2 separate regions of the Mus musculus genome follow, and region 2 is linked to region 1. The links are chromatin loops, found by intact Hi-C in ENCODE. Cell type or tissue: heart. All regions are shown on one strand. Each heading gives the region's core, and the rest is flanking DNA. Links, peaks and the distances in the headings are about the cores only.

Region 1 (14,853 bases), core at 4,511-12,510:
ATTTTTGACAATCTCTGTGTTGAGATTTGGGCATTTGGGTTTGTTGCTTCCCAAACCTTCATGTTGCACAATACTTTGCTCTGAGCCCTTTCCCGAAGTCCCTGCTTTACTGCTACTTAGTCCTGGTTGTGTGCAGTGATGGTGGGATAGGTAGACGGCCATTGAGAGATGGCACTGTGGTGGTGAGCAAGCTGGCATGGCCAAGGTACTGTGGTGGCCTTGTGTTCATCTTTCTCGCCTCTAAATCAACTTTAGAAGTCTCTGAAGTAGCAGGAAGAGAGAAAAGGCTTAAAAAGACAAAGTGTGTTACAGGAAAGCTGTGGTTTCATGGCTGTTTGTCACCATGAGGGCCATGCATTAGCAGAGGGCTGTGATAAGAAGAGCTACTAAAAAATGATTTATTGATACTTTAGTCCTGTTAAAACAGGTTAATGCCAATACAATTAGCTCCAGATCAAGGAAATCCCTTCAGAGCAAAGTTGAGAAAACAGTCTTTAATGCTATTCCATCCTGGCTGGGGAAGGGCTGGGACTTTGTCCCAATGATGAGAGGGCTGGGGACGGTGGGTGTCACCACAGCCCCTCCCCCACCATAGCCTGGGGAGGGAGGGGCCCTCACTGCCTGGACTCCATGTCTGGAGATGGAGATTTCAAGCCAGTTCTAAGAAATGGTCAGTTTATCTGGAAGGCACGAGGGCTTGGCTATTTCATGGATGGGTGACTCCTGAGTAATTGGGGCACTATTGAACCACTGTTTGCTGGGGAAATGGACAAAGAAGAGAACCTGAGTCCCAAGAGACTCTCAGCAGGACGAGGATGTTCTTAGCAGTGAGCAGAAGTCAGGAGGCCGAAACTACACAGGCAGCTCAGGACCTAGCCTTGGCCACATTCCTGACGTCTTTCGCCTGTGACCTCTGCCAGGTGGGGGTGAGGGTGGGGAAATCCTTGGCCCAACTCATCCCCCCTGGCCTTATTTCTGCACACTAGGGATCTAGTTTAACTTTCAGTGTCCTCTGGCTGGTTATCTGTGAGAGAGTCCCTTCCATTGGGAGCGCCCCCAGGACTAGAATGGCCTATCAAGGTTGACCAACCTAGGACCTATGTGGTTGGCAGAGTCATGACCCTTGAAGATGCTTACATTCTAATTCCCTGAACCCAGGGATGAGGGTCCTGGTTAGCCTTAATTGCCAACTTGACATAGCCTCGAATCATCTGAGAGAAGATTCTTTGACTGAGGAATCACTTAGATCAAGTTGGCCTGGGGACATGGCTGTGAGGGAAAGTCTATTATTTACTGATGGAGGAGGGCCCAGCTCACTGTAGGCAACACCATTCTGTGGGCAGGTGGTCCTGGGCTGTATAGAAAAGGAATCTGAATATAAGCCAGTGAGTGAAACAGAGTGAGTGACCTAGCCAGCAAGCTGTGTTCCTTTATGGTTCCTGCCTTGAGTTCCTGCCCTAACTTCCCTCAGTGATGAATTATGACTTTCTATTTCTAATAAAGTCTCCACTCCCCAAGTTACCTTCGGTCATGGTGTTTGTTAGAGCAATAGGAAAGTCGACATACACGGCAATAAAGGGCTTCTGTGGGTGTGGCTGAGGGCACTGGGGCAGAGGCCATTCTGGAGTATCGGATACATTTCCCAACTTCAGAGTCCTCAGGGTGAAGGAAGAGGTACAGGGTGCAGAATCAGAGCTGTACAGATGTGCGAGAGTCCAGCAGTTGCAGCTGGCTCTGAAGAGGGGAGTGGGGGCCACGAGCTTAAGAATGCAGGCACCTCTAGAAGCAGGAAGAGATATGTGTTTCTCGGGGCCTTGACGAGAGTGCAGCCCCGTCAATGATGCTCTGATTCTGGCTTAATGAGTCCCACTCAGTTTTGGGTCTCTGTGGGTGGGAGCCAAGGGTGCCTGGGGTTGCTTAGGAGGGGCCTGGGCAAAGGAGAGAAAGGCAGATGTGAGAGGAAGGACAGACAGCAGTGATTGACAGTTGATTGAGCACTATGATTGGTGAGGCTGTAGGTGGGGCTGTGAGGGGCAGGGTTCCTGCTTCTGTGGGACCAGAAAGCTTTCTACCCCACCTCTTGGGCAAAGTGAGGGTATCTCAGTTCTTAGCAAGAAGGTGGTACCTGTGGCTTCATGGGAGTTTCCTAGATATGACCCCCCCCCTCTGGGATATCAACACTTCATAAAAGACCTTGAAGTTCACTGACCTTTCCTTTAACCATTGGGGAAACCAAGTCCTTTGTTACTGAAGTAAGAGTGGAGACCAGATTCCTGGCTCTTGGATCTAGACCAGATCTCTAGCTCTTGGGTACAGCTGTCTTCTATATCCTGTCATATGGTTTTACAGAATCTTCATGAGGCATCTCAGATAGGAAGCCCAGAGAGCAAGACACAAGCATCCCAGCTCCTTGAGGAAGCTTGCTGGTGCCAAGCTTCCTCTTCACCTCCACAAAACCCATACCTACTGCTCTCAGATGGCTTTCTCTGCTTTGCTGAGGAGTCTCCATGCTATAACTGTGTGATGCCTGGCCTATCCTGATGCCTTCTCTGGTTTTTTTTTTTTTTTTTTTTTTTTTTTTTTGTCTTCAGCCACACAGTGCCAGATCCCAGGGCCCAGGTGGACTCAATTGCTGTATGTTGGTTCCAAGTTCACAGGAGAAGGGCACAGCTTTGGCCATACCCACTCCTTCTCTCATTAATCATCCCCAGAGGGAAGTCACATTGTCTATCAGTAGGTAGAAATGGCTGTCACTGACCCAATGCTAAGAACTCAGATACTCTCACTTTGCCTAAGAGGTAGAGTAGAAAGCTTTCTGGTTTCACAGAGGCAGGAACCCTGCCTCTCATGGCCCCACCTACAGCCTCATCAATCACAGCGCTCAATCAACCACTGCTGTCTGTCCTTTCCTGCCACATCTGCCTTTCTCTCCTTTGCCCAGGCCCCTCCTAAGCAACCCCAGACACCCTTGGCTCCCACCCACAGAGACCCAGTAGCCATGGAGTCCTTGCTTGTGTTGGGGATCAGGGAATATCAAGTGCTTGTGAATCAGTGGCAGAGTGGAGAGAAGCCACCTCAGCAGCCCACACAACCAGCTTTGTAGGTTTCCAACAAAGGGTGGTCATCCCTGCTGGGTACACGTCCCTAAGAAATGCCCTGTATTTTCTTACCATGGTAGCTGTGCTATGCAGTGTATTGGGGAAGCTGAGACCTGTGGCCAGGTTCTAGCTGTTACTACTGGAACCCCAGAACACCAGTTCCAGTAGGCCCACCAGGTCTTTTCCCAGCAGAGACAAACGTGGAATCATAATGGCTGCTCAGTCCTGAGGCATGGTGACCTACTAGGGAACTGCCTGCTTTCTGGGAGTTGAAATCACTGGAAAATGAGGCTCTTTTGGTATCTTGGGGATGTTGTGCTGGGTACTCTGAAGACAACTGCCCTTTTCTCCCCAAAATGTCACAACACAATGCTTTGTGACCCTTCTCCATTTCTCATCTCGCCCCTTAGTAGCCTTACCTGTGCTGAAGGCCTTGTTGTGGACAGGCAGCTGTTACTGTCCCCTTGGATGACTCATCCTTCCAGCTCCTCCGAGGCCCTGCAGATTTCAGGCATCTCCTTGCCAGTGGCCTGGCAAGAGAGTCTCATGTTAACAAACCATGCTGGACCTTGTGGGAGACATAGAGACCCCCTAAATGGAACTGCACCCTTAGGAGCTGGCTGAGGTGGACAGAGCACTGGGCACGGAGAAACTCTAATCAGAACCTGAAACCCAGAATGTCATCTCTTAGCTCTGTCTGCTCCTGACTGGGTCATCCTGTCTCAGACTCAAGTACAGACTGCAGAACCAGCAGTGCTTAGCTGAGAGGGAGACTGAGTGTGGCATCTCCTCAATATGTAGAGATGGATGGATGGAATGGGTGTGCTCTGGAGCATTTAAGGCGGCGGCGGGGTGTGGGGGGACGATGACAACGTGTCCACCAGGAGGAGGCTGATCAGCATGAATGTCATGCAGCTGTGTCGGGTGTTCCCATCCTTACATGGCCACATGCATTGCATATCATGGTGCTTGATGGTCCCTGAGGCTGCAGTGGATTTAGGGGGCCATGGTACTTGGTCCTGAAGCCAACAAATGGCCTTTACTTACTGTTGAACATCATAGGGGAAGCTGGGGCTCCATTGTTTCCATGAGGCTTCCTAGACACAGTGGTGCAGCTGGTTTGGTTCCCCATCACCATTCCTGAAGGACTTACCACTGACTCCCAGGGCAGAAGGCAATCACCATGGAGGCAATGGGTGGCTGGCAAATGCTAAGGTGTTCAGTGAGCAAGGGAGGAGGCTTGCCTGAGACCCCTGGTGGCCAACGACTTCCAACACACAGGTTTTATATCCCTGCTGGGAAGTCCCATGTAGGGCAGGCTAGAGGGCCAATAATATTGTAGCTGGGAAGTCACATATGACCAGCCTGCTCTGGTAGATGTGGCAGGATCCAGGAACTATTTTTGGTGAGTAGCAGGGCCATCAAGATTACAGGGAAAGGAAAGTATCTTGCCTGGAGCCTCTAACATTTCCTGTGGATCCATTTCTCATCAATCTGTCCACCTTTCCATCCATGCATCCATGCATCAATGCATGCATCCATCCATGCATGCATGCATCCATCTATCCATCCACCCATGCATCCATCCACCCACACACCCACCCACATACCCATCCATCCATGCATCCACCACCCACCCATCCATCCATCCACCCACCCACCCACCCATGCACTCATCCATCTATGCATCCATCTATCCACCCATCCATCCATGCATCCATCCATCTAAGCATCCATCTGTTCATCCATCTATCTTATCATTCATCTATTCTCTCAACTGTTCTTCCATATGTCTACTTCCCCTTCCATCCATTCATCTACCCACATATCTTTCCTGTTGTCCATTCATCCCCCACACTTACCCCCTTCTACCACAGTGCATGTCTACGAACAGCTTGTGTCTCAGGACAGTAGCTGCACCACTCATAGAGCTCTTAGTTGCTTGCCCAGCAGACTGTCTTCTTGGCAGAGCCCTGCTGTGGCAAGGCTGCATTATACTGACCACAAAGGAGGTCTTGGACCACAAACTTGTGCAGCCCGAGTCTATGAGCCCAGTGAGGGAGGCCAATGGGTGCTGGCTTTCTGATAGCGATGCTGATCACAAAGCCGGAGAATGCCCTGGCTGGGCTGCAATACAGCTCTCTATGACCCCTTTCTCCCCTGGGCCCTCCAGAGTCTTTGTCCTTGTGACCCAACCTGACCTTTTACAAATCCTCTTTGTCCTGGAGCTTAACCCAGCTTCTGTTGCTTGCAACTAGGTTGAGCTCCTCTTCTTGCATTGGTGTTGTGCAGCTTGCTACTTGTGACAGGGGGAGAAAAAAAATGGCAGTACACGGGAGAGAAGGCAAGCACGCAGGGATGTCCCACGGGGCCGTGCTTGTTAGAACACCAGGGGAGGAGGGCACTGGGAAGGCGGAGGTGGAGGGAATCCCCCTAATTAGGTGGCAAGGGGAGGTCAGGAGCAGAAAGGGATATTGGGAGATGCTCAGGAATTTATAGGAAAAGGGCAAGAGCTAGCTGGGAATGTTAGCCTACCACAAAAGCTTGTTCCTGAGACTGATCTAATGTGACAGGGGTGACTCTGTCATCCAGCCTACACGCCAAACAGGCTCTTGAGGGCCTTGGTATTCTAGGGATCAATTATGCCCACTAATCTAGGTGGGTCTCACCCTATACCAAGCAACTAAGGAGCATGGTATCAGCCCTGGAAGGCTGCAGATAGAGCAGAGGCCAGACACCCTCCCAGCCTGCATGGGTCTCGGTGGGTTTAGGTCTGAGAGACCATCAGCACTGGATGTAGGGAGGTAGAGATCAGCTTTGTTCTGGTGTCCCATGTCCCCAGTGACAGACAGCAGGATGCACACCCCAGGCTACAGAACTTCCACTTAGAAAAGAAACTGCCTTTATATGCCCCAGTACAGGGGAATGCCAGGGCCAAAAAATGGGAATGGGTGGGTAGGGAAGTGGGGGGGAGGGTATGGGGGACTTTTGGGATAGCATTCTAAATGTAATTGAGGAAAATATGTAATAATAAAACATATTTTTAAAAAAAGAAAAGAAAAGAGAAGAAACTGCCTGGCAGGTCCTTACTGCTTTTGGGTCCATGTGGCCTTCTGTGGGTGGGTGGGGGCGTGGCTCACTGTCCCTATGAGGGAGAATCTGGCCACAGAGGAAGAATCATCAGGAAAGTCTGCAGGTGACAATAGCAGTGACTGAGCTTAAGTAAATGTGTCACTTGTGTGCTGGCAGTGACACATGAGAGCAATTTTAATACAGAACACAGAGGTAAATGTGAGTTCTGCCTTCCCCATTAATTCTTATTATTGATACCAGTGAATCTGTCTCTATCTTCTGCTCTAGAATCAACCAGAAGCTGTGTCCCTCCCTCCCTCCCTCCCTCCCTCCCTCCCTCCCTCCCTCCCTCCCTCCCTCCCTTCCTCCCTCTCTCTTCTTCCCTCCCTCTGTCACTGTTCTTCCCACCATCCTTCCTTCCTTTCCTCATTTTCTTCTTTTTGACAGGCTCTTTATGTGACCAAGGCTGGAGTTAACAATCTTCCTTGAAGAAGGTGGTCCCTACTGGGCCTCCAGGGTTAGGTGCTTTTAGCATGGGCACAGCATGCTATAGGGAACTCTGTTCCCCTACTGTAGAGGGATCCTGGGATTGTCCCATGCTGGATGTGTGGCCAGTGCTGAAGGGGAGCTGGGGACCCAGCTGTGCAGGGCCTTAGGTAGCATGGGACCCCCTCACACACCTTTGGCAGCCTCGTTCTTAATATGAATGGAAACCCCAGAGCTCAGGAGGGGTTTGTTCCAGAAAGCCAACTTTTAGGTAAAGAGATATGGGCATGGGGTGAGGACAGATAGCGGGACAGCTCAAGGTCAGGGAACTATAAGAGGCCTCTCAGCAGCACCAGGGCAGAAGAGGTCAGGAGATGCAGGCAGAAGCCGAGAGGGAGAGGGATGGATACCCTCTAGGCTGGTGGGGTTAGCAGCGGGAGAAGCTGTCTCAGTAGAGAATATGGCACCTGGACCAATCCATCACTCAAATAGTAGGTGCGGTGGGCACTCAGTGAGACCTGCCCTGAGCCCCTTCCCCCCGAGCCCAGGGAAGGATGTTGTTCTGCTGTTTCAGAGGCCCTTGCTGAAAGGCTTCCCACCTAAGCCATCAGCCCTGAGACCTGCCTGGGTCCTGAGATAAGAGGGTGGCACAGTCTAGCTCTGCAGAAGTGCTCTTGCCTGCAAAGTGGGTGGAAGCGGGCTAAGTGCCCTCCACACATGGAGCATGGCTTCAGAGAGCTCATCTGAAATAGATATTTCCATTGCCAGAGGGATTTATTGACAAAACTAGCCATCTATTAACATTATCTGGGGACTCTGCTCTGGGGAGAATAGACACTATAAATCTTAGTTGTGTGGAAACTCAGGAGCTGGAAGGCTTTAGTGGACGGCGGATAGAAAGTCCAACGAGTTCAGACCTGTTTATTTCACTTAGAGGGAAAGAACATTCTGTACCCAGCCAGGCAGGAAATGGCTTTTGGGGACGGCCACTTAGCCCAGCTGCTGGCCCTGAAACTGTGGGAGTAATCTTTGCCTGCAATTAGAGCAAGCAGTTCAGAGAACCACATTTTGCAATCAGTGATGGAAACCTCTGGAACTTGAGGCAGGTGTCCCAGGGCCTGATGGGAAAGAAAGCACACACGACAAGCTGTGAGCTCAGGCTCCATTGTCCAGTGAATAGGTCCCTGTGTCCAGTCACCCAGAGCATATTAGTGGCCCTGGTGTAGCTATCAGTTGAACCTCTTTTCTCTTGTTATACCCCCCGATATTGATGGTTAATGACATGATTCTTGTTCAGGACCCTCTCTTGCTCAATCTGCAAAAAAATCAGTCAACCCAGCTGCCTAGCTTGTTTCCCAGGGCACAGGGGAGTCTCTGAGGTGTTATATCTGAGTGTGGACAGTGAGAGTTGAACCCATGCATTCTGCCCCTGAGAGGCTGCAGGTGGCCTTACTGGGGTATAGAACAGAGCAGGGCTCAAGAGCACAGGCACCACTACTGGCTAACTGGTCACCTTGGCTCAGCTCCCAACCCTGTGCCTTAGCTTAGTTTTGCTACAAAATGGACAAAACATAGACTTCTATCTGTGGTCAGTAAGGCGTCTTGTCTTTCTTTCTCTTTTGTTGTGGCATTGGGGAGGGAATCTAGGACTCCAGTGTAGGGTAAGTCAGAGCTTTCCCTCTCAGCCACACTCCTAGCCAGGTGGGACTCTACAATGGATTTTGTGTTAATTCCCTGCTTGCTGCCAACCCCCAAACTCCATGGTTTTCACAGTAGAAGTTTGTCACTTGCCATTTCTGGGTCCCGAGATGAGAAGTCACAGTACTGTCGAGCTGTGCTCCCTCTGGGTCTGATGGAGGAGCTGATTCAAGCCTTTTTCTTTTTTCCTGAAGTTTTCTGAAGTGCTGACCATCTTTAATGTCCTTTGGTATTTAGACACATTATTTAATTCTAATCTCAGACCTTCAGTGTCTCTGTAGTGAGGAGCCTAGGATGTGGGTACCACCCTTGAAGACCAACCAGACTCTCTGCATGCTTTACTCTGCCTCTGAGACGATCCAGGATGCGCTCTGAGGCTGCCCACTTGTACTGCAGTCACTTCGGGGACCACTGTCTAATGTGTCCTGGGAAACTCACTCCGGTTAGAAGGCTCTGTGCAGCATGGCATCTTCCCTGTGGAGAGTGGCTAGAGGGAACCTCAGGGCCACTTACAAGTACGAGGGATTCTACTTTACCCTAAGGGTCCTATTCAGTCTTTCCTACCTGTTTTGGTTAGAAGGCAGTGACCCTGACTACCCAGAACCAGTTCATGGCTTAACTAGTCATCTCCACAGAGCTTTTATGGGCTAGGCCATTCCCTTGGTAGCAATGCCAAGAGTCCATCCTTTGGAAATGTCAAGAAAGGACCTTTGCAACCCTTGAGAAGTGCCAGAAGATGTGAGCAAAAACTGGAGTGGCTTCATCCCTCGGCACTTGGCAGACATAAAGCAAGAGAGACATCAGAAGGCAGGGGAGCCAGCTGAACCTCGGTTTCCCCAACACAGGGAGCCAGGCCTTCTCCTTCAGAAACCCCAAGGTCGCTCTCAAGTCTATCCTGCTCCTTGTGAGAAATGGGTGTGCCCTTTCCCGGGTGAGGGGTCACTCAGAAAAAAGGCAGCAATAATTAATATTGATGGTGCTTCAAATGTTAAGACTTAGAATTAAGTTTTTTGCAAAAAAGGACAGGGTCGCATGTAACCAATTAGACAGTGACTTGTTCATGGCCTCACGCCCACTTTTGGGGGCAGAGCGGCCCTCATTCGGCTCTGCCAATTAATCTCACCTCACCTTCTTTGCTGGGAGCTGAGCCGTCTGCAAATTGAAGGGAAAGGAGATGCTGGCCAGTCGCAGACACATAGACCATCTCCCGTTGTGCAAATGCCAGCGAGAAGGAAGCACCGATCAATTTGCAGGGCTGAGACTGCAGACGGCCCTGTGAGGAGAGGCGGCTGCACTGTGCCCGGGTGCGGGTGTGAGAATTAATGAAGGAGAGATGAAAGTACGCGGGCATTTGAGATGAAGCCCAGCGGGTTATGAGGGTTCAGGATGAATTTCAAAATGCAGAGATTGCAAGGCCATGGACTAATTATCTGGCAAGGATGGACTGGAGGAGGCTACGTCTACCCGCTCCACATATCCAGGTGGGAAGTAAAAGAGGTGCCCGCTGGGGACATTGGTTTGGCAGAAGGGGTGACTGTCTGGACTGTGATCTCCTGCACCCGGGGTCTTGTAGCTGCAAGCCTGGGGTTAGACACTCTTCCTTTGGGACTCAGGTATAGACATCAGCAGGTTTGTTCAAGCTTGCCTGCAGGGAGGAGGCAGGGAAGGATTTTGCAGACCTGGTGTGCTCATTCCGGATCCCTCCCCTGCATCAGCACTGCCCTTCATGTAGGGACTTCACCCCTGTGACCAGGCTGTGACCATTCTAAAGCCATGCCCATGTCAGAGATGAGAAGAAGACAGACAGCAGAGGCTCGATTTCCAGCTGGCCATTGGCAGAAGCTAGGACACATCAGGTTTCTGGCCTCTGGGCCATATGCTGGCTGCTGAGAAGAGCAAGACAGTTAAGTCACCAGAGCAGGATGCAGGGGTTGGGGTGGGGGTGGGGGTGGGGGCACTTGTTCTCAGCAGAGAGAGAAAATCAGTGATGAGTCTGGGTAGGTCTCGGGGCCATAGATGACAGTGAACATGTGGCTTCAACTAAAGAGCAAGGTCGGAGGAAGTCCTCCTGTCCTTCTAGAAGGCGAGACCTCACCGCAGGTCTGAAGTGCCCTTAGGTCACCTGTAATTCACTGGGGTTCCAGTGTGAGCTTTGGGAGTTCTCCCCTGGGCCTCAGAGTTGAGGTGGCTGTGAACAGCCTAGAGATACCTGCCCTGTCACAAGCACTGCCTCTTGGGGACAGGCTTAGGAGAAGGCTGAAGTGGATGTCAGCACCCATCAACTGTTGATGCATATATAACTAACCACACGCCAATCCAGTACCCCAGAATACCTGTCATTTCTGCATGCTCAGTTGGACCATAGTGGTTGATTCTACCCACCCGCCAGGCTTCATGGGCACAAGTGGTCCAGCTTGCTTCTGCTTACTCTGGTTAACAGGCCCTTCCGCAGAACAGGCTGTAGCTTCCTAGCATCTGGAAGAGGGAAGGCAGGGCTGGGCCTGGTAGTCAAGGGCTTCTGGGCCTTTCCAAACCCCTGATCACACTTGAATTTTACAAAATCCACTTCTTTCTGAACTCTCCGGCTTGCCCAACTTCTTTCGAACTCGGCAGAGTGGAAGCAAGCTGCCCACTCCCAGGTGAGTCTGTGAGTGGGCCAATTGCAAACTCATAATTAAAGCGATTTGACAAGAATCGAAGAAGACTGGCCTCCACCAGGGGTTTGCGGAGATAATTACCAGTGTGCACCAGGCTATGATGGGTATGTGAGTCTGCAGGGGGGCAGGGAATGCCGGGGATCTGAAGGGAGGATGAAGTGAGGATGTGTGTGTCTTGCAGATTTGTAATCATGAGTCCTCCATTGACATCTGAGGGGTGAAGGTAGGTTCTGCTTCTTACGACTTTAGCAATACGGGTTTCCTTACACCCCTACCCTACCGGGAGGAGCCTCTTTGAGCTCAGTTTCTGAGCAGTCCCTACAAGGCAAAGTAGGTAGTGGAAGGAGTTTGTGGATACATTCATTTGACCTTCTGGGTCTCTCCAGATCAGGGGCCATACAGATCATACCCCCGGGCTCTCTTCCCCACTGCCTTTCTCCAAAATGGCTCTGCTAGATCTCTTTGAGAGCTACACCTTGCACTTGGCATGGGAGGGGCCTAGATCTTCCAGGCTTTCTAGACCACTCTTGTATTAGGTAGTGTACTGGCTGGTTTTGTGTGTCAACTTGACACAGGCTGGAGTTATCACAGAGAAAGGAGCTTCAGTTGGGGAAATGCCTCCATAAGATCCAGCTGTGGGGCATTTTCTCAGTTGGTGATCAAGAGGCAGGGGGTAGGGGGGCAGGGCCCTTGTGGGTGGTGCCATCCCTGGGCTGGAGTGCTGGGTTCTATAAGAAAGCAGGCTGAGCAAGCCAGGGGAAGTAAGCCAGTAAGAAACATCCCTCCATGGCCTCTGCATCAGCTCCTGCTTCCTGACCTGCTTGAGTTCCAGTCCTGACTTTCTTTGGTGATCAACAGCATCATGGAAGTGTAAGCTGAATAAACCCTTTCCTCCCCAACTTGCTTCTTGGTCATGATGTTTGTGCAGGAATAGAAACCCTGACTAAGAGAGGTAGTTTGTTTGTTTGTTTGTTTTTAAAATGTAAACCTTTTGATATTGTTGGTGTTTCTCCCTGAACATTCTGGAACACCCTGGAAGGGTCTTCCTAGTCTCTCTTCCATACTTCCACTCCTGGAACTGGGAGGCTACAGGACCTGCATTTGAAAGGCTCTTGGGACTCATCTGATATCTTCTGAGCTTTCAGAAGGAGCCACCAAGGAATAGCCCTTACCCAGCCTGTGTGAGGAATCCAGCTCACCCGAGATCTGTGCATACGCCAGATATCCTGCTGAACCTGGACTGGTCAGCTGAGCTGAGGTGGCTTGCTGATCCAGGAACATTCCAGATCAGGGGCTTTGTGGGTACAAGACAGGATTATCAAATGGGACCTTCTCTTTGAGCTCCTCACTGATTTCCAGGTTTCTCAAAACAGGTGTGTTGTCCTTATATCCACTTCATTGGAGGACAGTTATTCCAGGTACCCAGGAATAAGTTGCAGTCTGTCCATAAGCCAGATCTCATTAATGTACTAAAATGCTCACTTTTCTGTTCTTGTCTAAACTGCCTGCTTCCTGTTCCTTCCCCTCTTTGTGAGGCGGGAAAGTGGGCTAGCTTGGTGAGCAAGCTGTGAGTGGTTCTCTCCCAAACCTTGTGAAGATCCTGGCCATGCCAGGGGCAGACAGGCTCAGACCACTGTCAGCAGACAGAAGAGATGAGGGTCCAGAGAGTGGACTGAGAATAGTCCCTGAAATCTATCAGGTAGAATACCCCTTGGACCCAGGATGTGACCATGTCTGGACACAGGGACTTCACAAAGTTAACTCAGCTAAATGAGGCCGTACAGGTAGACCCCCATCCAACACCACTGGTGTTGTTATAGGAGGAAGACCACACCCAGATAGGCACAGATGGCTGAGCTGGATACACACCCAACAAGAAGATGTTTTCTAGGGTGAGGAGAGATGCCTTGGTAGAGCCTTGCCCTTCCACACTTCACACTTGGCCATGTAGCCTCCCCTGTGAGAAGATAGATGCCTGCTACCTTGGTCTCCCCAGCCTTGCTTATGGCTAAGGCTGAGCCCATGCTGGCAGCATCTGCTGCATCTAGTTCACAGGGCCTTGCTCATTGGCTGGAGGCGACAGAGCTAGCAAAAAAGGCTGAGGTATGCTGGACACCTGTGGTGCCTATGTATTCCCAGTGAATGATGCCAGAGAGTCAACTGGTGTGTGTGTCCCCAGGGACCTTGGCCTCCATCTGGTCTGTGTGGGAGAACACTCTGTGTCCTGCTAAATTTCCAAAAACCTCTCTTTGGGTCCAGTGACTGACATGGACACATCAGAAGCTCTGCTAGCCTCAGCAGGCCTGACAGGGCCTTGACTTTGGCTGGAGTGTGTCCAGAGGCTTTGGGGCTGCTTCCGGATGCTTCCGAATGAGCTGTGAGGAGAAGACTGTGGGAAGAGGCCACTGCACCTCTATCTTCTCTGAGTCATCTTCCAGTGCACGTGGCCCGCAGGGGACTGAGGTGACCAGATGTTCCTTAGGGACCCAGCCTGGGCTAATGGCTCCTTGTAACATCAGGAGCCAATGGGCCTTGGGCATGCTCCAGCCAGCTGTAGGCAGTGCAAGCACTTAGGCCTAGAGAGCTGACCCTGCTATCCCCACAGTCACTGGGTGCATATTGTCAGAAGAGCCCTGGCCTGCAAGGCGTGGCTCTGCTCTCACTCAGCTGACACTTGATTTGAACATTGAAGCATGAGTGCCTGGTCATGTGACCTTCCAGTCATCCTCAGTGGCTGCTACTGCCTTTCTTGTCTGTCATCTGTTTGCAAAGTGGCTTTTGATGTGTGCTGAACAGTCGTTTTGCTCTGATTAATGAATTTGCCCTCTCTGGATGCTGATAAAACTCTCTTAGGTGAGGTGTTCCATTCTAAGGATGAAGAACCAGGGCCAGAACTGTTGCTGTCTATTCACCGGCCAGTGACGAGCAGGGTTTGCATCTAACAGTCCTGCCTGGCGGCTAGCTACCCAGTCTCTGGGCTGCTGAATATTGCTCTTGTCCCCAGGGCCATAAATACACCCCTCCTGCCAATGATCACAGCTTTACAGTATAGAATGGTATGGGAAAAGTTCCACATGATACAGACATTGAATATTGAATTTAAGCTCCTAAATGAAACCTTTTCAAAAATGAAAATTGGGTTTTTGCGATGGCTCAGCAGGTCGAGGTGCCTGTCACCAAGCCTGGTGACCTGAATTCAATGTCCGGGATGCTCATGATAGAAGGAGCAAAGCAACTCCTGCAAGTTGCCCTCTGGTCTCCACGTGTGTTCTGTGGTGTGTGCACCCTCTATAAATAAGTAAAATACAATAAAAAATAAGATTGAAAAGGAGAGTCAGACAGTGCCCTTGGTGCACGACCTTGTGTTTGAAATGGCCTCCGGTGTCTCCGGGCTCCGTCTTCTCAAAGCACTGATGCAAAGCTTTATCCAGACCCTGGGGTCATGTGATCAAACACCTCTTGCTGCCATTCTGCCCATGGGCAACCTCACCTCGGGACTGACCCAGGTCCTTGACCTGGTTCTCTCCTCTAAGCCGAATGTGAATCTTGTTCTTCTCAACTAATGAGTTGTTCTTCTCTTTCACTGACAAATATAATGTTGGTGTGTGTGTGTGTGTGTGTGTGTGTGTGTGTGTGTGTAACCATGCAAATAGGTTTTGAATCTAGCTGAAATTTTTATATAGACTATTTCAAAATAATGATGACATTTTCCTTGCCATCCACAGATGTTGCTCCCAGGACTTTAATAATTCCTCTTCGGGCTTCAAATTATAACCGTCACTCAACGTCACTGACGAGCTGTCTCCAATTGCATTTTTCCAAAGACGATGCTTTTGCTTTGA
Region 2 (14,853 bases), core at 2,555-10,554, 330 kb before region 1:
TCAAAACGGCAGACTTGAATTGTTTAATGTATTTCATTGACATAGATTTGTGGTGCAGTGATGGTTTCATAAAGATGCTGTTACAGAAGTTTCACTGCCCTCCTTCCCTCTCATTCGATTCCTTTTCAAACACTGCCACTTCTACTGTCACACGCCATATGTGTGTAAGGGTGACTGTAAGTATCTGTGCGAAATCTAGGATACACAATGAGAGCAGATGTGCAGTATTTTTTTCCTCTGAGTTGACTTGTTTTACTTAACACAACTCTCAGCTGTACCTGTTTTAATGCAAGTGACATTACCCCACTCTCCCTTATGGCTGAGTAAAACTCCATGTATGTGTGACCGTGTGTGTGTGTGTGTGTGTGTGTGTGTGTGTGTATGTGTGCATGTGTGTGTGAGCGTGTGTGCGCATGTGTGTGTGTGTGTGTGTGCATGTGTGTGTGTCCCATTGTCTGGTCCACTTTCTTGTAGATGGATTCTTGTTGAGACTTTGTAGTTTGGCTGCCATTGACACTGCCACAGTAAATATAGATGTGCAGTCTGTGAGGTGTGAGTCCTGTAGGTCTTCACACTAGAGTGTGATTAGTGGTCACAGTGTGGTTCCAGTTTCAGTTTTGAGGAATCTCCATACTGATATCCATAGCCACTGAACTTGTTTCTGCTCCAGTGGCACCTCTGTGGGTTCCCTTTTCCCTACATCGCCACCAGCATTTGTGGCCACCAGTACTCTGGCTGTCTTAGTGACAGTCATTCCGACCAGGAAGAGAAAGAATGTCACTGTTGTTTAGTTTGTATTTCCCTGATTGCCAAGGCTTTCAGACTTTGGTTTTCATTGGCCAGAATGTAATCTTTTTGAAGGCTGTTTTGTTAGTCCATTTGTTGAGTTCATTGCTTGGCATCTTGGTGTCTCATCTGTTGAGGTTTCTATACATTATAGATATTTCTCTGCCACATGTGCAGCTGGCAAAGACTTCACTCAGTTATTGCCTCTGGTGTGCAAGCTTTACAATTTCCCGCATGTTGACTGGTCATGCCCTATTCTCTGAGCTGTTAAAAGTCCTGTTCTGAAAGTCCCTGATCCCCGCCTCTGTCTGCTTCCTCACGTCTTCCTCTAACAGCTTCCGAATATCAGGTCTACATTAAGGTCTTCATTCCACTGGGAATTGATTTCTGGTTTCATTTTTTTTTTTTTTACATGTGAATACTTGGTTTCCTTAGCATCATCTGTCTTTTCTCCAGTGTATCCTTTTTTTTTTGGTATCCTTGTGAAAAATCAGGTGTCCGTGTGGGTTTGTTTCTGGGTTTCCTCTTGTATTCCTGCACATTGCTTTTGTAGCAGCCATGAAGTTTTAGTTGCCGTCCCTCTGTAGTGTATCCTGAGGAGAGACACCATGCCTCTGTAGTGCATCCTGAGGTGAGACATCATGCCTCTGTAGTGCATCCTGAGGAGAGACACCGTGCCTCTAGTACATCCTGAGGTGAGACACCGTGCCTCTGTAGTGTATCCTGAGGAGAGACACCGTGCCTCTAGTACATCCTGAGGTGAGACACCGTGCCTCTGTAGTGCATCCTGAGGAGAGACACCATGCCTCTAGTACATCCTGAGGTGAGACACCGTGCCTCTGTAGTGCATCCTGAGGAGAGACACCGTGCCTCTGTAGTGTATCCTGAGGAGAGACACCATGCCTCTGTAGTGCATCCTGAGGTGAGACACCATGACTCTGTAGTGCATCCTGAGGAGAGACACCATGCCTCTGTAGTGCATCCTGAGGAGAGACACCGTGCCTCTAGTACATCCTGAGGTGAGACACCGTGCCTCTGTAGTGTATCCTGAGGAGAGACACCATGCCTCTGTAGTGCATCCTGAGGTGAGACACCATGACTCTGTAGTGCATCCTGAGGAGAGACACCATGCCTCTGTAGTGCATCCTGAGGAGAGACACCGTGCCTCTAGTACATCCTGAGGTGAGACACCGTGCCTCTGTAGTGTATCCTGAGGAGAGACACCATGCCTCTGTAGTGCATCCTGAGGTGAGACACCATGACTCTGTAGTGCATCCTGAGGAGAGACACCATGCCTCTGTAGTGCATCCTGAGGAGAGACACCATGACTCTACTGCATCCTGAGGAGAGACACTGTGACTCTGTAGTGCATCCTGAGGAGAGACACTGTGACTCTAGTGCATCCTGAGGAGAGACACCATGCCTCTGTAGTGCATCCTGAGGTGAGACACGGTGCCTCTGTAGTGGGTCCTGAGGTGAGACCCCGTGCCTCTGTAGTGCATCCTGAGGAGAGACACCGTGACTCTAGTGCATCCTGAGGTGAGACATGCTGAGATCTCAGCATTGCTCTTCTTGCCCGGGATTGCTTTGGCCTTTCCCTTCCATGTGAAGGCTACTGATTTTTGTAAGTTGACCTTGTCCCCTGATTTGCTGAAAGTATTTATCAGTTCTAAGAGTTTCCTGAGGGAGTCTATTGGGGTCAAGTCATGTGGTGTGCAAATAAGGACAACTCGACTCCTCTTCCTTTTGTAGCTGTTTTATTTCTTCTCTTGTGCGTTAGTAAGACTTAAAGCAGTGCACTGAAAGAGTGGATACCCATCTTCTGTTCCTGATCTAGTGAAAACTTAGTTTTGTTTTTCTGCATTTTTTTGTGATGTTGGCTCTAGGGTTCATAGGTTCTAGTCTTTATTATGCTGAGATACGTTCCCTCTATTCCTAGTCTCTTCAGGGTATTTATCATGAGAGGATGCTGGAACTACTAAATGACCATGTGATTTCTATCCTCAAATCCGTTTATGATACTGTATATTTATTGATTTGTGTGTGTTGAACCATCCCTGCATTGTTGAAATTAAGCCAAAGTCTATCAGGATGAATGCTTGTGTTGGCCAATTTTATGTCAGCTTGACACAGGTTCTGAGAGGAGGGGACCCCAATTGAGAAAATGTCTTTTTAAGATTGGGATTGATTGATTAGTGATTGATGGGGAAGGTCCAGCCCATTGTGGGTGGGGCCATCCCTGGGCTGGTGGTCCTGGATTCTCTATGAAAGCAGGCTGAGCAAGCTATGAGGAACAAGCCAGTAAGCAGGACCCCTCCATGGGTTCTGCATCAACTCCTGCCTCCAGGTACTTGTCCTGTTTGAGTTCCTGTCCTGACTTCTTTCAGTGATAGACTATGATGTGGAAGCAGAAGTCAGATACCCTTTCCTCCCCAGCTTGTGTTTGGTCTGGTGTTTCATCAGAGCAATAGAAACCCTAACTGAGACAATGCTCTTTTCAGTGTGTTCTTGGATTTGGTTTGTAAGTATTTTCTGTTGAGACTTTTCTGTCTGTGTTCTTTGACGGCCTTAGATTTTCCTATTTTAGTATCTGTTTTGTATTAAAAAAAATTTTTTTTTTAAATACTCGATGTGTGTTTGTGTGTGCAGGTGTGTACCACAAGAGGTCAGAGAACAACTAGTGGAAGTTGGCTCTCTTCTTCTTCTTCCTCCTCTTCTCACCTCTTCTTCTTCCTGCTCCTCCTGCTCCTCCTTCTGTTCCTCTTCCTCCTCTTGCTCCTCCTCCTCCTGCTTTTCCTCTTCTTCTTCTTCTTCTTCCTCCTCCTTCTTCCTCCTCCTTCTTCCTCCTCCCTCTTCTCTTCTCTTCTCTTCTCTTCTCTTCTCTTCTCTTCTCTTCTCTTCTCTCTTTTCTTCTACATGAATTTTGAATATCAAATTCAGGTTATCAGGCACAGTTGCAGGCACCTTTATCTCGTGAGCCATCTCTTTGGCCTGGAATATGTTTTGAAGGTATGTTCTTATGGCTTTTCTGGACTTTGTGGATATCTATCATAATGTTTTTCTTTTCATCTGTCATTTTATTCATTTGGGCCTTTTGGTTAGCTTGGCTAAGGGTTTGTCAAGTTTGCTTATTTTTCAAAGAACCAACTCTTTGTCCCATTGTTTTTTTTTTTTTTTTTTACATTTCCGTTCCATTAATTTTTGCCCTCATCTTAATTGTTTCCTTGCAGCTGCTGCTTTTGAGTTTGGCTGCTGGTTGGTGATAGGGTTGCTGCGCATAGCTTTTATTTGCTGAGGCTTGAGCCTTCTATTTCTGCTTTCTCTGGGCTTGTATCATGGAGGGATGGTGAGTTGTGTTGAGGCCTTTTCTGAATGCGTTGGATGGTTATGTGATTTCTGTCCTCGGGTCCATGTATGCAGTGTTTTACATGTATTGATTTGCTTATGTTGACCTCTCTTTACATCCCTGCAATGAGGTCAGCTTGATCACGGTGAATTATATTTGCCAGTATTTTATCCTCATCAATATTCTTTTTTTTTTTTCCTCATCAATGTTCTTCATCTTATCTCAGTTAATTTTGGTAGGTAACATGCCTTTAGAAAGTCATCCATTTATTTAAAAAACTTCCAGTTTAGTATTTTTATTTTGTATTTTCAAAAATCTTTTTTAAAAAAAATGTTTTAATATGTGTATGTGTTTGCTAAACAAGTAGAAATTCTGATTCCATGTTCATTCATGAAAATAGTCTGTAGATTTTCTGTTTGTGTATGTGTTTCTGGTTTTGTGATCAGGGTGACCCTGGCGTCATAGAGGAGTTTGGCACATTCCTTTCTTTCTGCTCTATTGAGTAGCCTGAGAAGCACGTGTGTGAGCTCTGTGTAAAAGGGCTGGTGGAGTTCAGTGTGAGTCCCCCTGAATCCGGGCTTTATTTTTAGTTGGGAGACTTTACTCTTGCTTTGGTCTCACTGATTATTGTACAGTCATATAAGCTGTTTATATCTGGGGTTTTGGTCGGTCATGTGTCTATATCAACAATTTCCAAATTATTGGACTAGAGGTTTTCCAAGCATGCCCTGGTGACCTAGTGAAGTTCATGCTTGTCTAGTTGAACATCTACTTTGTCATCTCTAGTTTTACTAATCTGTGCCTTTATACTCTCTTGATTAGTTTATCTAATGGATCGTCAATCTTGTTTACCTTTTCAAAAAGCCAGCTCTGTCACTGCTAGGATATTTGCTTGTTTCATTGCTTCTGGCCCTCATCTTTATTGTTTCTTTCTGTCTACTGTGTTTGGATTGGCTTGTTCTTGCTTTCCTAAGTTCTTTAAATTATTTCTATTTCATTTTATGACTATGAGACTCTTACCTGGATACCTGTCTGCATGCCATGTTCATGCCTGGTGCCCACGGAGGCCAGAAGAGGACATCAGACATCTTTGAGTTACAGACACTTGTGAGCTGCCATGTGGGTGCTGGGAATCCAACCTGGGTGCTCTGGGAGAGCCGTTGGTACTCTTAACTGCTGAGCCATCGCTCCAGTACTTTGTTTTTCTAAGTTTTTAACATGTATCATTAAATTATTTATTTGAGGTACTTGCAATTTTCTTTTAAATCAGCTGTAAACTCCCCCTTTGAACTACTTTCACTGCGCCCATAGGCAATAACCTATGAGGTTTTATAGCTTTACATTTTAGCAATTTAACTTTTCTCTCTTTAATCTGATGATTGTTAGGTGTGTGTCAGTCTCCATGGATGCCGTGTTTGTTTGCAGTCTCTCTTGCTGTTGGTTTCTGCTCTGTAGTCCATTGTGATCAGATGGACTGCAAGAAAGCCTTTCAGTTTTCTTGATCCAGCGTGTCCACACTCTGATAATAGTCTGTCTTCTACTTGATCTGTTTTATTGGTGAGGTCTCCACTGAGTTATTTTTGACTTACTTCAATTTGATTTTTTTCAGTATTTATATTTATTGAATTCATCCTTCATTTGCTGTATTGACATCTTTATTTTGTTCAGCTCTTTGTATTGTCTTTGAATTCATTCAGGAGTTCATGTCCTCTTTGATTTTGCCAACATTCTTAAAACCGTTCCTTTGAATTCTCTGGCATCCATCTGATTCATTCTCACTGAGGTCTGTTGTTGTTCCGTTGAAGGAGTCACATCACTCTGACTTCATGTTTCTGCATTGGGACTTGTCCATCTGGGGTTTGGTTGTTGGTTATGTATTTGTTTTTTTTTTTTTTTTAAGATTTATTTATTTATTATATGTGTACACTGTAGCTGTCTTCAGACACTCCAGAAGAGGGCATCAGATTTTTTTTTTGTTACAGATGGTTGTGAGCCACCATGTGGTTGCTGGGATTTGAACTTTGGACCTTTGGAAGAGCAGTCGGTGCTCTTAACTGCTGAGCCATCTCACCAGCCCTGTATTTGGTTTTTATTTAATTTCTTTGTGGTGTTGGAGAACAACCTAGGGCCTTCATGCTGAGCTGTGGGCCCAGTCCCAGAATTTTCTTTAATCACCTGCATGCTTTTGGTTGGGTTTGCGGTGTCTAGGTGGAACTAGCTTATACTCCTGAGGTGCCACTCCCCTCCGCATGCTGACCAGGGCTGTTACGGGACTGGTGGGCATGTAGTGCCTCAGTGAAGAAAATGAGGTTGCTTATGTTGTTGGTTTCTGCCTCAGACAGCAGGGGTCAGCCTTCCCTTAGGAGTGGTCCAGCCCTTAGCCTGGGAGTCACTTCTGAGTATTCGTCCCAGCTTCTGCTTCTTTCGGTTTGCTTCGAGGCTCTGCTGTGGCTTAGCCTACACTTGTACTTACCCTTGTGCCGGGTATGTTCTTGTTACCAGCGCTGTCTCAGCTTGAGCATGACTGCAGGGTGCTCCACGGCTCTGTGGTTCTCTGGGTCTCACTTTCTAAGTGGGTGGAAGGGATCCTCGCTGAGTTTCAGGACAGGCCAGCTCCTTCTGTGAGGTGCCATATGACTGTTCTGGGGTGCATCTCCCAGTGGTGCCGGGTGATTAGTTTTCAGATTCCCTCGGGATCTGCTACCTCCTTGCTCCAGTGATGATGGAGCTTACAATGCTGCTTCTGCTTCTTTGGCTTATTGGTCTCTCCATGAAAACTTTGTTTTCAGTGATTTTGCTTATGGGGTTTTTGTTCCTTTTATCTACTGGCCCTGGGCAGGGGAAGGGAGCTCTCCTCTTCGTGCTTCAGTCCACCATTCTAGATCATCGTCTGTTTGTGTAAACTAGAAACTCAGTATCTCCGTGCTTACCTAATCTCCACAGTCCACTCTGTGCGGTGTTGCTCCTCCTTACCAGACGTTGACGGCTCAGATCCATCATTTTCTTCCAGATTCCTAGGGACACCAGAGTGCTGCTGGTCTCTAGTCTGCTGTCCTCTGCCCTTGCCTAGTAATGGAAAGCAGACTTTTGAGTGGAGTCATGGACTGTCCAGCTATCTGGAGTGATGTTGGTGATGTGGATGGTACTGGTGAGGATGTGGTAATCAAGGTCGATGGTAATGACAGAGAAGAAGATGATGGCAGTGCTGCTGCTGCAGCTGACAGTGCTGATGGTGACAGTGCTGGTGGTGACAGTGCTGGTGGTGACAGTGCTGATGGGGACAGTGCTGATGGTGACAGTGCTGATGGTGACAGTGCTGATGGTGACAGTGCTGATGGTGACAGTGCTGATGGGGACAGTGCTGATGGGGACAGTGCTGATGGTGACAGTGCTGATGGGGACAGTGCTGATGGTGACAGATGTCTGCACGTATCTGTATGCCTTTGTTGTATATGGGAAGGTCAGGAGTGTCTGCTGATTCCATTGTGTGGGTGTCATGTCCAGGACAGGCTTTCTGATGAAGCCTTAGACTGTGTTGAAATGGTCTCAAAGGGAGACATTCACAGTGCCCAATGTTGACAGCAGAATAACACTTTCTCCAGATGAGGAATTCAAGACAGGTGGTGAATGCCAGGCTGCTGTCACAGGACACTGCACTGGGCACCTCATAGGACCCACATTGCTTTCCAAGATCAGGGGTGGGCTGAGGGTTCTTCTGGTGAGGCCTGTCCTCTTTGTTGAAGATGTCACTTAAACTTTGTCCCCATATGGCTTTGCTTTTGTATATGTACGGAAAGAGAAATAGAGCAAGACACAGAGAAGGAGCAAGGATGGAGACAGGACAGTGCTAGAGTTAGAGAAAGAGAGAGGGAGGAGGGAGACAAGGAGAGAGGGAAGGAAGAGGGGGCCAGAGGAGGGGAAAGGAGGAGGGAAAGGGAAGAGGAGGGAGAGAAGTGAGCGAGTTAGAGTTAGTGATAGAGACAGGGAGGTTGGAGGGAGAAAGCTAGAGTTAGAGAAGGAGAGAGAGGGAGAGTGGGAAGAGCTAGAATTAGAGAGAGCAAGAAATAGGGAAGTAGTGGGAAGGAGAGGAGAGATAAGAGGAAGGAAGGGTTGTAAAATGATAGAGAGGCAGAAGGGGGAGAGAGAAGAGAGATGGAAGAGGGAAAGGAGACTCAGAGAAGGGAGAGAGAGAGAGAGAGAGAGAGAGAGAGAGAGAGAGAGAGAGAGAGAGAGAGGAGAGTGGAGAGAGGAGAGAGAGAGAGAGAGAGAACATCCAGTTAGTAATAGCTGGTGTAAGAGAGTTACACTTGAGGTGCCAGCACTGCCCCACTAGAGAGGTCCACCCTCATGACCTTGTCTGGCCCCAGCTTCCCCTGTGTGGACCTTGTGTGGAAGGACTGCAGTCACAGTGGGAGTTGGGCCTCACTGTGCATTTTGAAGGACACACTTCTATCTATAACAAATAAGATCTTTTTTTAACACATGATATTACTCATGTATTTGTTTTAGTTTCTAGAAGTTGGGATAAATGGATTATAGAAAAGTATGAAATCGTCACTTCAGGCCCTGGCTCTTATCGTCTTGGGAGGCAGGGTGGGGTGGGCACAGGTCCTGCTGTACCATGCCTAATACCAACAGGGTTGCCTAGGCATTGTCCTGCTACCTCCTTAGAGCTTCCGTTTCATCCCCTGTAGGATGGGTGATGGTACCTGCCTGCAAGCTCATGAAGGTGCGATGAGGCCACCCCAGGGAGTGGTTAGTGAGGAGCCCGGTGGCAGCCGCCCCTATTTCTTATCTGTGCACACTCCTGCTCTGCTTTCCCCCAGAGGCTGTGGGGGGAAGTGCTGTGATTTAAACTTTCTCCTCTTGTTAATGTTATGTCATAAGCCTTTCCATGTTGCTGCTTCCTCCTCAACCACCACTTAAGAAAGTTCAAAACTTTGTTCTTTAATGTGCATGACATGTTCTTGTGTGAGTTCACACACACTGTGTGAATACAGAGGCCCAAGGAGACCAGAAGAAGGTGGCAGGTCTCCAGGAACTGGAGTTCCTGATGGCCGTGAGCTACCATGTGTGTGCTGGAAAGTGGAGCCGTATAAAAGGAGCTCTCTCCAGCTCCTCTCGCCATCATCTTTTGAATGGCGATACAATGATTCGAAAACGATCTTTATGTAAAATTGATATTAACATTGCATATCCATCCGAGGCAGCATTTTATTTTCGTGCTTCATCAAGACCTTGACATGTTTTGTGGTCTTCAGAATCAGTCTTAAGCTGCAATACCAGGAATGCTGTTCGCTGCCGTTCTGGGGGTGGGGGAGGCGAGGCCTGCCTCAGAGTCTAGGGAACGGGGTGCCTCCTTTTACTGTTGACTCACTAATTACTTTAATTGAAAAGCTGCATTGAACATAGAGCTGGAGACTTGGGATGTTCCCGGAGGGCCCACACAGGGACTGCTCTCCCTCTGCCGTCCCTCAGCTGCCTTTCTTGTCTCTTCTGAGGAGGAGGCGGGGCTAAGCACACTGTCGCCCTCATGCTCTTTTACAGATACAAATGGCAGCATGTAGGTGGCATGTACTCATTCTTTACTTAGAAATAAGCGTCGATTCCAGGAGCCTGGGGACAGGAGGCACCCAGCATGCACGTTCACTCCGCCCCCTATGTGCTCACCAGTTTCTTAATGCCACAGGAGCCAATCAGCATTTGAGAAAAATACTCTTTTATCAAAGTCGATGTAACATTAAAATAACACACAACAGGAGATTATCTCAGGGCAGACAGCTTAACACCCCCACCTCCCAGTGGCCATCTCCTTGAATGGCTGTCCTGCAGAAGATTGGCAACTGGTCCTTCATCTGAAAAGGTTTCTGTAATAGTTATAAACCTGAGGACTTCTCATTTTTACTATTGAGTGAAGAGAGGGCCCTTCCTGTGTCTCTGGGGTGGCTTCTTCAGGTGTTTCCCATGACCAACAGAGCTCTTTTGTCCGAACCCAGGTACCCACTTGAAAGTGGTTTGTCAGAGCTAGAGAGATGGCTCAGTGGTTAAGAGCACTGACTGCTCTTCCAGAGGTCCTGAGTTCAATTCTCAGCAACCACATGGTGGCTCACATCCATCTGTAATGGGATCTGATGCCCTCTTCTGGTGTGTCTGAAGACAGCTACAGTGTATGCATCATATAAATAAAAATAAATAAATCTTAAAAAAAAAAAAAAACCCAAAGAAAGTGGTTTGTCAACTCTTTTCTTTGTCATGTGTGGACTGTGGGGACCATGGGTGCCACTCACTCATACTACTGACATCTAAGATGACAAGAAGCACAGGTAGCCTGTGCACAGCACTGACACTGTAAGTGGTAACCAGGCATAATCTACCCGCTTTTCCCTCTGGTCGGCAGAGGCTGTCTCCCTGGAACATGTTGGTGCTCAGGCTGGTACCCTTCCATCTGTATTAGTTACCATTGCTCCTGCTGAGATAGAATGCCAGGGAAAGCAATGCACGGAAGAAAGGGTTTCCTGTGGCTCACAGTCTGAGAGCTCATTCCATTATGGCCAGGGCACATGGTGGCAGGAAGATGAGGCAGCTGCTCCTTTTGCATCTATTAGGAAGCAAAGACCAGTGCTGGTGCTTAAACTGGCTTCTCCTTTCCTCCCTTTCTATTCAGCCTGGGACCCCAGCCTGTGGGATGGTACCTCCATGTTCAGGAGATGGGTCTTAGTTAATCTTCTCTGGAGCCACCCTCACAGACTCACCCCGAGATGTGTCTCCTATGTGATTTCACATCTGGCAGCACTGAACATTAACCACTACACCATCCTGTCCAGTTGGCACCTGCAGCCTCTGAGGTAATTGCTCTACTTCACATCTTAAGCCCAGGTTCTTGGGTAGGAACGGGCATTGAAGCCACACCTCTCTGACAGAGTCCTTATGTGCTCTGCGCTATCAGTCCTCTTCTTGCTGAGGACTTGGAGCTTAGTGGGAAGACTAAGCATTCTGGGTAAGTTTAGAATGTAGCTGTTCTCTTGTTTTGTGTTATTCACGGGCACTGTAACACTGCCTAGTATTCCCACGTCCACTGCAGCACTACCTAGTAATTCCAGTTTTCAGCTATTAAGCTGGGGGCTGGAGAGATGGCTCAGAAGTTAAGAACACTTGATGGTTTCCCAGAGGACCTGTGTTTGAATCCCAGCACCCACATGGTGACTCACCACTGTCTGTAACTCCAGTTCCAGGGCATCCAACACCCTCTTTTGTCTTCCTCAGGTGTTTTGTATGTGGTACATGGACATACATACAGGCAGAATACCCATACACACTGTGGTAGTTTGAATGAGAATGGCCTCCATAGATCCAAATGGGTTGCACTGTTAGAAGGTGTGGCCTTGTTGAAGTAGGTGTGGTCTTGTTGGAAGCCGTGTCTCTTCCTGCTGCTTGTGGATCCAGATCAGAGTTTTCAGCTACCTTTTCTGCCTGCATGCCACCAAGGTTGACAAGAATGGATTAAACCTCTAAACTGTAAGCCAGCCCCAATGAAGTATTTTTCTTTGTAAGAGTTGGGTAGTCATGGTGTCTCTTCACAGCAATAGAACCCTAACTAAGACACACTTAAACTAAAAATAAATTATTCTTAGGAAAAAAAAGCCATAGTCGAGTGGCCTCACCCACTTAGTGTAAGGCAGGTTCAGGGTTTCCTGAATGTGCCTCATAGCAGGTATGTGCTGGGCACAGAGGCTAATACTGTGATACCAGGCTTCTGTGACAAGGCTTTGGCATCTGGTTCTGTGCTGCAAGGCTAGCTGATTGGAGGGGGAGCAGCTGGCAGGACAGATGTTTGGGGGTACTGTTGTTGGATATGCCAAGAAGAAGGCACAGGCTCGCCCCGCTCTGACCACTCTTACCACTCTTACACATAAGTAACTGCTTGCCCAGGCCTGACGTGCGCTGGAAGGCTATGTGCACACTTGAGTGTATTGTCCGAGGCTGGTGTTCATGGGTGAGTCCACGGGTATGACACCACACCTGTCTTATGAGTGTGATGGTAGTGACTGGAAGATAGGGCAAGGCCACCCCTAAGAAAACGCTTAGGAAAAGGGAGCAGGGCAGGTAGATATCCCAGGAAGCAGGGCAGGGGTGGGGTGGGGGGTAGCTGTGGTTCAGAGCCGTGTGCAAGCAAGCACGGTGTGCCAGTCATGGTGCCAGTCATTCCCAGCCTCAGGGTCACCCACTGGTGAAGCAGCCCTTGAAGTCAGGTTGTCCTGATAGAGCTGTTCTCAATTGGCCGGGCTGCACGAGTGTTGGTTCTGTGACAAAAGCATGGGCAATGGGCAGAGTGCAGCTGGCTGCTGGGCAAGCACTTGGTTCTGAGAGAGCTGGCATGCCAAGAAGAGAGCACTGTAGGTGGAGAGAAGGTGCTGACATCTCCTCCAGATCTGCCTCCACAGCCTCAGATCTTCTCACTACTGACACCTAGCCTTGCCTCAGTTTCTCTGACGGTAAATGAAGGAGGTGGTGGAGATGGTTGTCAAGATCTGAAAGCCTTCCAGATTTGGACTTTGTTCTGGGATTAGCTGAGAGCCGTGGGATATTTGTGGGTAGGGAAGTAGGTGACTGGAACTGTGCTTGGGGGAGGTTAATCAGGCTTCTGCTCCTTTGTGACAATCCCAATGGAAGGCAGGAAGTAGCAACATGTGGGCAACACTTTGAAATTCAGTAGCAAGTGAATTAGTTGGGCTCTGAACTGCAGCTGTTCGGAACTCCCTCTGTGCCATTTTTGGGTCTGGCAGAAGCGCCTCTCCCCTGCCGCTGCCTCCTCCTGCTTGCTCTCTCCCTGGCACCAGCCCTTTCTTCTCTGCACACCCTGTGGTCACAGCAGGCTCAAGTATAATGAGGCTGTTTGGAGCTGGCTGGTGGCAGAGAGAGAACTTGGGGTTGTTCATGAATCAGGATCACAGGCCACAGACAGGATGCTGGCACTCGAACCACACAGGCCCAGGGCTTATACACACTGGCTACTGAGCTCTGGGGTCTCCTCAGCTGCTGTTCCCAGCTGACTCAAGGGGGTAGCACAGCCCTGGTTGGAACAAGCTACTGTCTGCCATTTTGGTGGCTGCCAGGCCTTTGTCTGGTTCTTTGGAATCATTTTAGAAATGGGTTTCAGGGACTGAAGAGGTGGGAATTCGTGGCAGGCTCATTGTGATCTAAGGTGGATTTCAATTGGAGGTGTGGGCAGGCGGCTCAAGCTATAGGTGACTTTTCTGAACTTAGTATCTTGTCAAGTTCAGAGACTGCTACTCCATTTCCTTAGACAGTTCTCCGACCCCTCCAAATCCTAGCTTGTTTGTTTGGAGATAATCTTGCACCTGCTTTTACATTTTTTTCCCTTTAGTTCCCTGCCAGTCTATCTGGTGAGTATGGTTGAATAGTCTTGCATGTTCCAGATCTACTTCTTATATCCAGGCTGCTCCAGAGACTCATGTAGACCCCCCTGCCTCTTGTCCTCTCCTGCAGTCTTAGTGCAGGGCACTGGCCGGCACTGCTAATGCCCTTGGTTTAAGCCCTTCCAGTGCAGGCCATTGACTGTACAGCAGAGCCCCGTTCTTTCTCCCATCCGTTTATGGTTATTTTCTGAATAAATGTCTATGGAATTAGTAAGACACACATTTCCTTTGTGTGCTAGTTCTCTCGGAAGCCATTAGAACTCTTTTGTCTTCTATGCTTGAAAATCATCTCCATTACCTAAAGCACGTAGTGAAGTGTAACACCTGCTTAGCAAAGCCATTTTGACCCTCAGAGAGAATGCAGCATTTAATTTATGGTTATGTCATAGGGGATTTTAAAGTTTCTTTGGCTAGGATGGCTGACTCTTTTTTTCTTTGAGAGAGAAATCTTATTTTCATCTTAAAAGTTTCTTCTTTTTCTTGGGGTAGGAGGAGCATGCTTTTATTACGAGTGGAGATTACTTCATTCAGTTGCAGGCTGTAGAGTGTTTCCTGAGACAGGAAGGCAGCAGTGCTGTGAGTGGCTGCTGGGGAGGCAGGAAGGAGAGGCACAGTCTGTGTCCAGTCCTGGGACCACAGTGAGGGATGCAGTCCTGGGACTGTAGTGAGAGAGGGTGCATTTGATGGGGCTTGGTTGGGGTGTGTTGTAGTGCCAGGATGGCTGCCTATGTGCCATCTGTGCTGCTGGCTACTCTTGTCAGGGGAGCTTCCACCCTGGCCCGAGGCAAATGAACTTTACCTTTACCCAAGTTGAGTCCCACCATGACTTGGGTTGAGTTCCATCTTGATTAGGGACTGGAGCAGGTCAGGGCTGTGTAAAGAGGGGATACCTCGTGGGCCAGAATGAGGTCTGAGCATGGCTGCAGTGCTGGGAAGGTACTGTGGTCTGGGCAGCTGCGCTTTAGAGGCAGGATGTGGGAACTGGCTGGAGGCCCTGGCGTCCCTTTAAAAGAGCCATGCTGGTTTATAGGTCTGAGCAGCTTTTGCACACTCAGAAGACATTCTGTCCTCTCTCCCCGGCGGCTGGTGCAGGAGTAGCGGCGGCTGTGTCTTCTGGAATATTTATCTTTGTTATTCATCCTACCTCAGCCTGCATCCCTGGCTCCTCTTTGCCTGGCAATTCCTTCCTCCATCTTTGACAGCACTGAAGATGGAGCCTGGCAGGCTCTCCACTGTTGAATTGCCTTTCCAGCCCCCTGTTCATATTTCATCTGAGGCAGCATC

What was found. Peaks named below come from ENCODE experiments on the same cell type or tissue, not always from the same donor. Only the 100,000 strongest peaks of a DNase experiment are listed, where the experiment ranks them.
Region 2: it touches region 1 in a loop (2.8-fold over the local background); 11 of 42 quality-filtered maps call a loop at or near these places.

The regions. Positions count from the first base shown.
Region 1 is chr15:86,569,250-86,584,102 of GRCm38, forward strand. No RefSeq gene overlaps it. Among named protein-coding and RNA genes, the nearest start is that of Gm34965, 28 kb to the right of the region's middle. In heart, for the core only: no CTCF peak of the experiment used is centred there; a DNase peak (open chromatin) is centred at 7,662; H3K27me3 peaks cover 5,752 bases.
Region 2 is chr15:86,243,966-86,258,818 of GRCm38, forward strand. The region is part of intron 4 of Tbc1d22a (TBC1 domain family, member 22a); the gene reads left to right. Among named protein-coding and RNA genes, the nearest start is that of Tbc1d22a, 37 kb to the left of the region's middle. In heart, for the core only: CTCF peaks have their summits at 6,469 (motif pointing right) and 8,965; no DNase peak of the experiment used is centred there; H3K27me3 peaks cover 499 bases.